Linked DNA regions of Homo sapiens: region 2 is linked to region 1. The links are chromatin loops, found by intact Hi-C in ENCODE. Cell type or tissue: PC-3. All regions are shown on one strand.

The links. Hi-C counts contacts between places; a loop is a spot of excess contacts. Peaks named below come from ENCODE experiments on the same cell type or tissue, not always from the same donor. Only the 100,000 strongest peaks of a DNase experiment are listed, where the experiment ranks them.
Region 2: a loop joins it to region 1, with 2.5 times the contacts of the local background. A loop is called at or near these places in 1 of 110 quality-filtered maps.

What each region holds. Positions count from the first base shown.
Region 1 is chr1:223,636,748-223,641,747 of GRCh38, reverse strand. The region is part of intron 2 of CAPN8 (calpain 8); the gene reads left to right. Among named protein-coding and RNA genes, the nearest start is that of CAPN8, 26 kb to the left of the region's middle. In PC-3, no CTCF peak of the experiment used is centred here; a DNase peak (open chromatin) is centred at 2,237; H3K4me3 peaks cover 807 bases; H3K27ac peaks cover 1,948 bases.
Region 2 is chr1:223,498,382-223,503,381 of GRCh38, reverse strand. No RefSeq gene overlaps it. Among named protein-coding and RNA genes, the nearest start is that of CCDC185, 110 kb to the right of the region's middle. In PC-3, no CTCF peak of the experiment used is centred here; a DNase peak (open chromatin) is centred at 2,651; H3K27ac peaks cover 2,365 bases.

The DNA of each region.
Region 1 (5,000 bases):
GAGATGAATAAAGGTCCTTTGGCTAGGAAGTGCATAGCACTGGGGCGGGGACTTGCAAAGTAGTGGTAGGACTGGTGCAAACAGGGAACAGTTAGTGCAAAGGCTGAGAGTGGAGAGGGAGGCAGTGGCCAGATCACGCAGGGCTCTGGCACTGTGTGAAGAATTCTGGACTTTATTCCTAAGGGCAATGGGGAATCATGTAAGATTTTAAAGCAGGGCTGCTTATAGCCAGATTTGCTGCAGTGTGGAGAGTGCAGACACCAGGAAGAGACAATTGCAAGATAGGAAACCCTCATTATTTGCAGATAACTGGTATTGGAAAGGGACCACTGAAAGTAAAATGGAGGTCCACATTTCTTAGTAAACAGTTTTTTTTTTTTTAAAAAAAGGCTTGATCAGTATCTTACTTTGAAAGATAATACAAAAAATTATGAAAAAGTTTTCATGTGACTTTGTATTTCATGATACTTATGTAATAGTTGCAGTTTTGCGCTAGCTCTTTGAACAAGGAATGAATCAGTTGTTGACTTTTTGAGGGAGAACTCATGCTGAAAAGATGACAAGACAGCAGGAAGCAACACTTTTTGCTTCCTGCTTGAGTTTTGAGGAAGAATCATGAAAACTTTCAAAGAGTTCATTAGTTTCTCCAAGGCCGTCCTTCAATACTTTGACGCTCAAACCATTCCCTTTTCAAGGACCAGTCCTGCCTTGAACCTCAGCAGTTTTCCTTCCTCAGCTGCAAATGCTTTAGCTCTGCCAACTTCTTCTTGGTCAGTGGTACTGAAGCAGATCTCCAGTATTACTTTCATCAACTTCATGAAATCCATCGAATTGAGCAAAATGTTCAGTGTTACTTTGCAACCACCTTGCATTGTATCTGCATGTGAGGTTGGCATGGTTGGTAGTTTTAATGTTTCTAGTGTTAGGTGGGGAGGGATGGTTGGGTGAAAACTCATGAATATTTCCACATCATGACAATTTTGCTTCTTTTTGCAACCTCCTAATTACTGCTCCTGGATGATGACTATTTGGAGAAAGAGGGTCCTTTATAGTCTTACTGGGAGTGGAGGCGATGGCAGCAATGTTAGGGAGGAGGATGGGATTTGAGAGCTATTTAGGAATAAAATCAAAAGCACTTGGGAAGCAATTCGATATGAATGGAGTGAGGAAAAGGAATCAGAATGGCTTCTGGGCTTCAGCAACTGACAAACTAGTGGCTCTGATGCCTGAGATGGGAAACCTGGACAAGAAGGCAGGTGGTGGGAGTGAGATAGCAGTCCTGAGTCCTATACCAAACAGAGGGGTGGATAGGGAAGGACACCAGCAACTTCCTGGTATCATTTCAGTTTTTGTTTTCCTATAGGCAGTAGACGCTCAATAAACATTTGTTGATTCACTTGTTTGGGTTCCCTGGTGTTTGGGTTAATTGTATGTTGGGGGATAACAGTGAATAATAAGGAGGTTTATTGAGGGCTTTCTATGTGGCAGGCCCTAAGCTAGGCACCTTGCGTATCTTATCTCATTTTTATCTTTATAAGAACTCTTAAGAAGTCAGGCTGTTTTATGTTATTGCAATGTAAGGAGATGCTATCTTATGAGGTAGGTCAGAGGGTGAAAAAATGCTAGCAAGGGGTGGGGAGAGAGGGTGGTTTGTGGCAATTGGAAAGTGAGGATGAAAAGGGGCTGATGAGAAGCTATGTGTAGGTTGACAGGAGGAGGGACTCTTCCCGAAATTTCTTGCTACCTTTGTACAGAGATCTAAGGCATGTATTTCAAATGATGTGAATGTATTTACTTCAGCTTCCACATGGCACTGCAAGATTTAGGAAGGCAGAAAACTCATCATCTTGCTAGAACTAGTCCTGGCTCTGACACTGCCTGGCCTTGGGGGGTCACTTGAACTCAGGGCCTCAGCTTTACTTGTCTGGCAAATGGGCATTAAATAGCCACTTTGTCTTGTGCAAAGCACAGGCAGATTCAAATACAGGAAATGTTAAAGGAAAAACTTTAGACAAAATAAATGTGACAAAGTTTATTTGAGCAAAGAAGGATTCATGATTTGGGCAGCCCTCAAAACCAGAAGAGGTTCAGAGAGCTCCACTGCAGCAGCGTGGGCTTTTAGAGGCTGAATATGGAAGTAAGACAAATACAACACATTTGATTGATTACAGTGGAAAGACTGGTTTTAGAGGTTAGTTTGTGGTTTCTGATCAGTAAAGTTTCTAGTTTCATTTTACTGTTTGCATTGGGCTTTGGCTTGCTTAGGTAAAAACTTACAGTGGTGTAGCTTCCCCAGCCTGATGGCTTCCCGATTAAAATGATTGTAACAGAAGGCACTCTCCTTGTGCAATACACTGATGAGGGTGTGGCTTATGTGATTTCAACTCTTGGAGGGTGAAGGGCTGAGCCTATAGTACATTTTTTTCTCATCTGCATTTTCTAGGAACTTACCCTGTCCAAAAGCCATCTTGTTAATCTACTTTATTTTATTTTATTTTTTTATTTTTTGAGATGGAATCTTGCTCTGTGAACCAGGTTGGAGTGCAGGGGCACTATCTCGGCTCACTGCAACCTCTGCCTCCCAGGTTCAAGCAATTCTCCTGCCTCAGCCTCCCGAGTAGCTGAGATTACAGGTGTGGGCCACCACGTCCAGCTAATTTTTGTATTTTTAATAGAGACAGGGTTCCACCATGTTGGCCAGGCTGGTCTCAAACTCCTGACCTCAGGTGATCCACCCACCTTGGCCTCCCAAAGTGTTGGGATTACAGGCATGAGCCACCTCACCTGGCCAGATTAACCTACTTTAATTCTACATTAGCAGGATTTATTGTGGGCAACTTCCAGATGTGCAAGGTCCATTAGGCTGAGGTACATTTGTAGGTTCAAAGAAGGTGCAGAGAACGAGTGCTTTAAATCTGACTCAGCGCAGGCAGGTGGTAACGGGGTGAATGGATTAGGACAGAGCAGGGCCCCAGCATAGGGACTCATGTTCTAACTGTGTGTGTGGGCTTCTGCCTGACATTATTTCCTTCGGTTCTATGTTGTTTGTTTGAGGGAGAGTAGGGACCACAGAGCCTGGGGTGTCAGCAGAAGCCCCTGCCTACGATTCCCGGAGGCACTGAAGGTCCTCTTTTGTCCTGAATATGGAAAGGCCAGGGAATTGTTCCTTATCAGCAAAGAAGCAGTTGCTTATTGGGAGAGATTATACTCAGGCGGGGAGAGAGAAGCTGGCTTACCCACGGGGGAACATTAAACAAGATACTCCAGAGGCACTCTAAAAATATCATACCTGCTGTTACATATACAGTCATGTGTATCTTTGATATCTTTTATATCCTGATGTCCTCTCTAGCCAACTGGAGACCACATACACACACACACACACACCCCATACAGTCTTCCCTCGGTATCTGTGGGGTACTGGTTCCAGGATCCCCAGGAATACCAAAATCCACAGATGCTCAAGTCCCTGATATGAATGATGTAGTATTTGCAGATAGCCCATGCATATCCTCCCATATACTTTAAATCACCTCTGGATTACTTATAATACTTAATACAGTGTAAATGTTATGTAAATAGTTGTTATATGGTATCATTCAGGGAATCATGATAAGAAAAAAGTCTGTACATGTTCAGTACAGACAAAGCCATCCATTTTTTTCAAATATTTTCAACCTGCAGTTGGTTGAACCCATGGATATGGTACCCATGGATACAGAAGGCCAACTGGAGATATATACAGATATCCCTAAACATTTCGCTTGTTACAAGTAAGTCCTTTTTGCTCAGTATCAGATGATCTTGCACAATAAACTGTGAGGTCCAAACTCATTTTACAGATTAGAAAACTGAGAATCCTAGGAGTCAAGTGATTGCTGCCAGACACTCAGCAGGCAAGTAAGGGTCCAGGGCTTTGAACACAGGATTTCTGAGTTCAAAACCTGTGCTATTTCTACTCTACTAAGTTTGTAGCCTTCTCAAGGGCAGAGATGGTGATCTTTAGGTCTCTCTTGTCCCAGTGTCCTGCAGATGGCCCCGCACATGGTGATGCTTGGCAAGTGCTGGTGAGTGATGATGGCATACAGGAGCTACCCCTTAAGCCGGAAGGGAGAGGAACTCCAGGAGGGTTGGAGGCTGGTGCAAGATGGGGGAGATTTACTAAGTGATTCTAAGAGGACGGGAACTTAAACAGAGGATCCTGCTAGGGTGCTCAGGAGTAGGAACCTGGCTGACTCATTCACTCCCCAGTCCCATGTGCCACCTGGTCAGCCTGCCCAGGTGCTGCTGCTGGATGGTGATGGGAATCAGGGGAGCAGGTGACAGGAGCAAACAGGAGTACTGAGGATGCTAAGAAGTCATGGCAGAGCTGGAGCCAGGCGTTACCAGGGCTGGTAGGCATCTGTGCTCCAGGGCTAGGCTGGGGGAAAGGGCAGAGGTGGAGTGTGGCTACAGATAGTGCTAGGGCTGCAGGATGGGGGCACTGGAGACCCAGTCAAGCTGCTGTCTGCCAGGTTCAGAAAAGTCTAGATTACCTCTGGTCACAGTGGGTTGGCATCTGTATCATTTGGAGGGAATGAAGAATGGTATAATTATATGGCTTGTGGGAGGTCAAAAAGTCAGTCTCTCAAATCCAGGTAGACCTGAGTCTAACCATGATATACGCGAAGTCTTCAGAGAGGTGAGTGTCAGAAGGTCGGGGAGATGAGGCTCTACTTGAGGCATGGGGAACAAACTTGAGAAGCAAGTCAGAGCCTTCCTTTGAATGCCAAAATTTGATTTTAGCCAGAGAAGGCAGAAGTGGGAGAAAAAGGGGGGAAACAGAAAGCGGGTCCCAGAAAGCTTTACTAGTGATAGACTACTCAAGGTCTGAGTTTTCAAATAACCTTTGATACAATTACACTGAGGTGAATTCAGTCAGTAAGAATTTTAGCTTTACTAGTGATCGACTACTCAAGGTCTGAGTTTTCAAATAACCTTTGATACAATTACACTGAGGT
Region 2 (5,000 bases), 140 kb after region 1:
AGGCATGAGAAATAAGGCTGGGGCTTAAATTTGCTGATAGAAAGAACTAGGCAGGTAGAAGTTTGTGTTTGGGGGCTTTCAAAATTTCCATCTTCCTCCTGAGGGACCTGGGCCCCCTCTATGCCCAATGAGTCACATATTCCTTCACCGAGAAAGGAACCACAGTAGACTTTTTTTAATAAAAATGAGTGGTATAATGACTTTCAGGCCAGGCACAGTGCTTAATTACACCTGCAATCCCAGCACTTTCAGAGGTGGAGGCAGGAGGATCACTTGAGACCAGGAGTTCAAGACTAGCCCGGGTGGCAAAGTGAGACTTTGTTTCTAAGGAAAAAAAAAAAGAACAAAATTAGCTGGGCATGGTGGCATATGCCTGTAGTCTCAGTTACTTGGGAGGCTGAATCAGGATGATTGCTTGAGCCTGGGAGGTTAAGGCTGCAGCGAGCCTTGATAGTGCCACTACACTATAGCCTGGGTGACAGAGCAAGATCCTGTCTCTAAAATATGTATATATTACACACACATACACACAAAATGGCTTTCATTATTTTCTACCAAATATCAACAGAGGGAGGTGTGTGGGTTAAGATGGGGTGATAGAGGGCAGGCTGATAGGAAAAAGGGGCCATCTGTGGACACATGTGATGCTGACAGAAGAGATCTCACTTGATCCCAACTCTGGGCCTTCACTCCAGCCCCTTCCCCATTCCCCTGAAAGCCCTTCCTCCTTTTCGTCCGCCTAAATGCTTTCCTTTCAACTTGGCATCCTTCAATAAAATAAAGAAAGAAAGAAATGCCTTCCTTCCCCCCTTGGTTAACACTCACCTCTCTCCCTCATGTGACTTCTTAGACTTATCTTACCCATACTTGATCTTTCCTTTCTCTGAAATTTTATTTCAGTTGGACTCAGGGATACCCCCTCTAAGTTGATTGCCTTTGAACGGGTCACGGTCTACAGCTCATATTTCCCCAGGTTACAAGCTCCTTGTGGGCAGGGCCATGTCCTAAACCCTGTGATATGCTCACAGCATCGAACTGTGAAGAATCTCATCTTCATTCCCAGGAGCCTGACCTAATGCAGGCCCTCTTTGTCTCTTCCCTGGGCCAGGGCAGCGCTGGCTCCTGGCACATCACTTAGCAGAAAGCACACCTGCGGTCCCACCTCCCTGCTTTTCAAATCCTCCCTCAGCTCCTCTCTCCTGCAGACTGACATTCAAGCACGTCTTCTGACTGCCAGGCCTCTCACTGGCCACGGCCCCCATCAAGCACCAGGTGCCCAAAAAAGCAGGCACATTGGCGCCTCTCTGTCCAGCACATTCCTGTCTTTCTAGAAACATACTACTAATCTTTTGAGGTGAAGCAAAAATGTCACATTGTCATTTCAGAGCGCATGCCCCAGGCAGAGTTAATTCCCTCCTTCACATTGATTCCACAGCACATTTTTGGTTTTTTTTTTTTTTTTTTTTTTTGAGATGGAGTCTCAGTCTGTTGCCCAGGCTGGAGTACAGTGGCACGATCTTGGCTCACTGCAACCTCCATCTCCCAGGTTCAAGCCATCCTCCTGTCTCAGCCCCCACTAGTAGCTGGGATTATAGGCACGCACCACCATGCCTAGCTAATTTTTGTATTTTTAGCAGAGACGGGGTTTCGCCATGTTGGCCAGACTTGTCTTGGACTTCTGATCTCTGGTCATCCACCCGCCTCGGCCTCCCAAAATGCTGGGATTACAGGCGTGAGCCACCGCGTCTGGCCACGTTTCCTGTTTTTAAAGCAGCCCATTTCTAGGCTCATTGGAAGGGGTCATGGAGCTCCGTGTCCCGGCTAAGTAGGTCCTCTGGGAGCATCAGTCCCATGACCCCCCAGTCCTTCCCTACTTTGGCACTGAACCCCACTAAAGTCTCTTTATAGCTCTTGCCCCTCAGCCTGCCCTCACCATTTTACTATTTGCATCAAGTCTTCACCTTACAGAGATGCTGCCAAGACAAATGAGATAATATGTAAAAGTGCCTTAAGCTCCAGAAGATGGACTGTGTTATCATGGCTGTAAAACTCTCTACTGGGGAAGTCAAGCTTGATGACAGTGAATCGGAAAGGGCAAGATGAAGGAAGAGGAGGAGGAGAAGGAGGAGTAGGAGGGAAAGGAGGAGGAGGAGAGGGAGGAGGGAAAGGAAAAGGAGGAGGGGGAGGAGGGGAAGGAGGAGAAGGGGGAGGAGGAAGCGGAGGAGGGAGAGGAGGAGGAGGGAGAGTCAGCATGAGCAGAAGGGCTGAACTGACCAAACCAAGACTCTTCTGCCAAACTCATCAACCAGAGGAGTCTTCTTCTGGGGGTGAGAGGGTGGTGGGCAGAGTGGGACCAGGGACCTGGCACGGGGTAGGATGCTCCCGGCCAACAGAAGGTCCATTGCCACCCGTTGGATGACTTGGCCAGCTAGCACTTGAAATCCCCCCTGTGGAAGTACAACTGACAAATGTAAGCAGCTAGGCCTCTTTAATGGGGCTCCTGGAGGACAGAGCCTGTTCCAAGAAGCATGGGTGGTGGGCGTGTTTACCTGAAGGCAGTGTTCCCTGGTTTCTCTGGAAACCACATGCCTTAGAAACAAAGGAGCTCGCACACAGCATGATTCATGGCCACCGTTTGTTCCTGTCTGCCCCTCCTGCCGTGGCTCCACTCATGGAGGGTGCCAAGGATATGCTCTTGGTTGCATGAGTAACTTGTTTTCCCCTCCAAGAGAGCTTTCATTTTCTCCCAGTCAGACTTAGTCATTACTTATTTGGTGAATTCTTAAGTGGGTGACTGAGTGGACCGTCGAGGCCTTGGAGGAGGGGGCTCGTTCTTCCTTGCAGCTTGCACAGCTGGGAGCAGGACCCTGGAAAAATGAGAGGAGGGCGCAGAGTGCATATGAGAGGCCTTTGTGGATTTTTCTCCTGACATGAGCACCCACTTCGTGCCCCCAACTCCCTTCTAATGCTCTTGTTGAGAAGCTCCCAGCAATTTCTTCAATTCAGCCAGGGACCGCCTCCTCTGGGAAGCTTTCTCAGATAACCCTGATGCCCCCTGCCCATCATTCCCCCCAATCCCCAGTTCCCGTGACACAGGATTGGTGTATCTGTCAGCCTTCCCCGCAGGATCCAGGGAGGGCAGGAACTCTCACTCCTCTTTGTATCCCCGGGGCCTGGTGCAGACCTGGAAATGCCTGTTTGTTGGCTGACTGTCAGAGCCCAGGCAGGCACAGGCCTTGTTTGGAAACCTGGGAGGGGTGGCAGGGTCCCTAACCCCTCTGGGTGCCCAGGGCTGGTCCTGGCTCTCCACTGCTTCCCACTTCCCTGCCAGCCTTTACAGACCCTTTGCCCTGCACCTCACACCCCTCTGAAAGGGTGGCAAGCCTGGTCCCAGTGGCTGCTTCAGATGCTACTCTTGAGGGCTCCTTGAGCCATGCCCTTTTGGGCCACTGTACAGTCACACATCACAGCCACCTTGTCTTTGGCAGATTATGTTCTTTTTTTTTTTTCCCTCTCTTTAATCATAGTAAAATACACATAACACAAAATTGACCATCTTAACCATTTTTAAGCGTACAGTTCACTTGTACTGATTATATTCACATTGTTGTCCAATCATGACCTCCCTTCATTTCCAGAACTTTTTCATTTTTACTAAAGTGAAACCCATTAAACCCCAATTCCCTGTTTCCCCTCCCTCCAGCCCCTGGCAACCACTGTGGTACTTTCTGTCACTATGAATTTGTGGCTACTTCTTTTAATGGTGCAAAAGTACTTAAGCACAGTGTGAGCCTGGGTCAGGGTACAGACCACCCGTACTACCTGGAGACTCCTTGGTACCAAGCCCTGTTCTGCTTAAGATGTGAGCTTGATTTTGACACTTCTCTTGTGGATGGCAGAGCCCAGAGTGGAACCCAGGTTCATTTCATTCTAAAGCCATGTCCAAAACTCCAAAGAACCAATCTTGAGTAGGGGTTGTATTAGTCTGTTTGTGTTGCTATAAAGGAATACCTAAGGCTGGGTAATTTTTAAACAAGATAGTTTTATTTGGCTCACAGTTCTGCAGGCTGCACAGGCATGGCTTCAGCATCTGCTTGGCTTCTGGTGAAGCCTCAGAAAGCTTTTACTCATGGTGAAGACAAAGGGGGAGCAGGTGTGGCATATGGTGAGAGAGGGAGCAAGAGCAGGGAGGAGGTGCCAGGCTCTTTAAACAACTAGCTCTTGCCTAAACTAATAGAGTGATAACTCACTCATTATTGAGAAGAGGGCACCAAGACATAGAACGAAGAGTCCAAGCACCTCCCATGAGGCCCCACCTCTATCATTTCAACATGAGGCCCAGGGAGAACAAGTGGCTGGCCCTCGGACATACTTTCTGTAAGTGGTAGAGGCAGGATCCTGACCCTGCCTGTCTCATCCCAGTTACCGGCTTACCCCAGTCTTAACAACACTAAAGGCATTTCAGGAACCTTGTCAGAAGAGAGCAGGGGGCTTGGGGCAAGCTGTGACTTTAGAAAGTTGTGAGCTTTGGAGTCCCTTAAACCACTCATACTTGATGGCTTATTCATGAGACCAGTTGTGTCCATGGACACCCAGGTTTCACATTTTTCTTTCCTCCTTGCTGAGGGTTTACATTCATTCATTACAAATGAATGTTGAGAGTGAACTCTCCCAGGGGTGGTGTAGTTAATACCGTTACAGCCTGAGGCCACTAGGGTCTCCATTCAGCCTTGCCTCTTGGAGGAATGATAACCGTACTAGCTCACTTTTACTAAGCACCTTCCATATGCCAGGCACTGGTTGACCCATGTAATTGCATCTAATCTTCACAATTGTCTTAGGTTGGCTTTTTTAGAAGCAGATTTGAGATGAAGATTCTCATGCAGGTGGCCTGCTGAGTGAGTGAGTGAGTGAGTGAGTGAGTGAGTGAGTGAGTGAGTGAGTGAGTGAGTGAATGCTAACAGGAGAAATTGACATGAAAGTGAGGGAAGCCAGAAAGA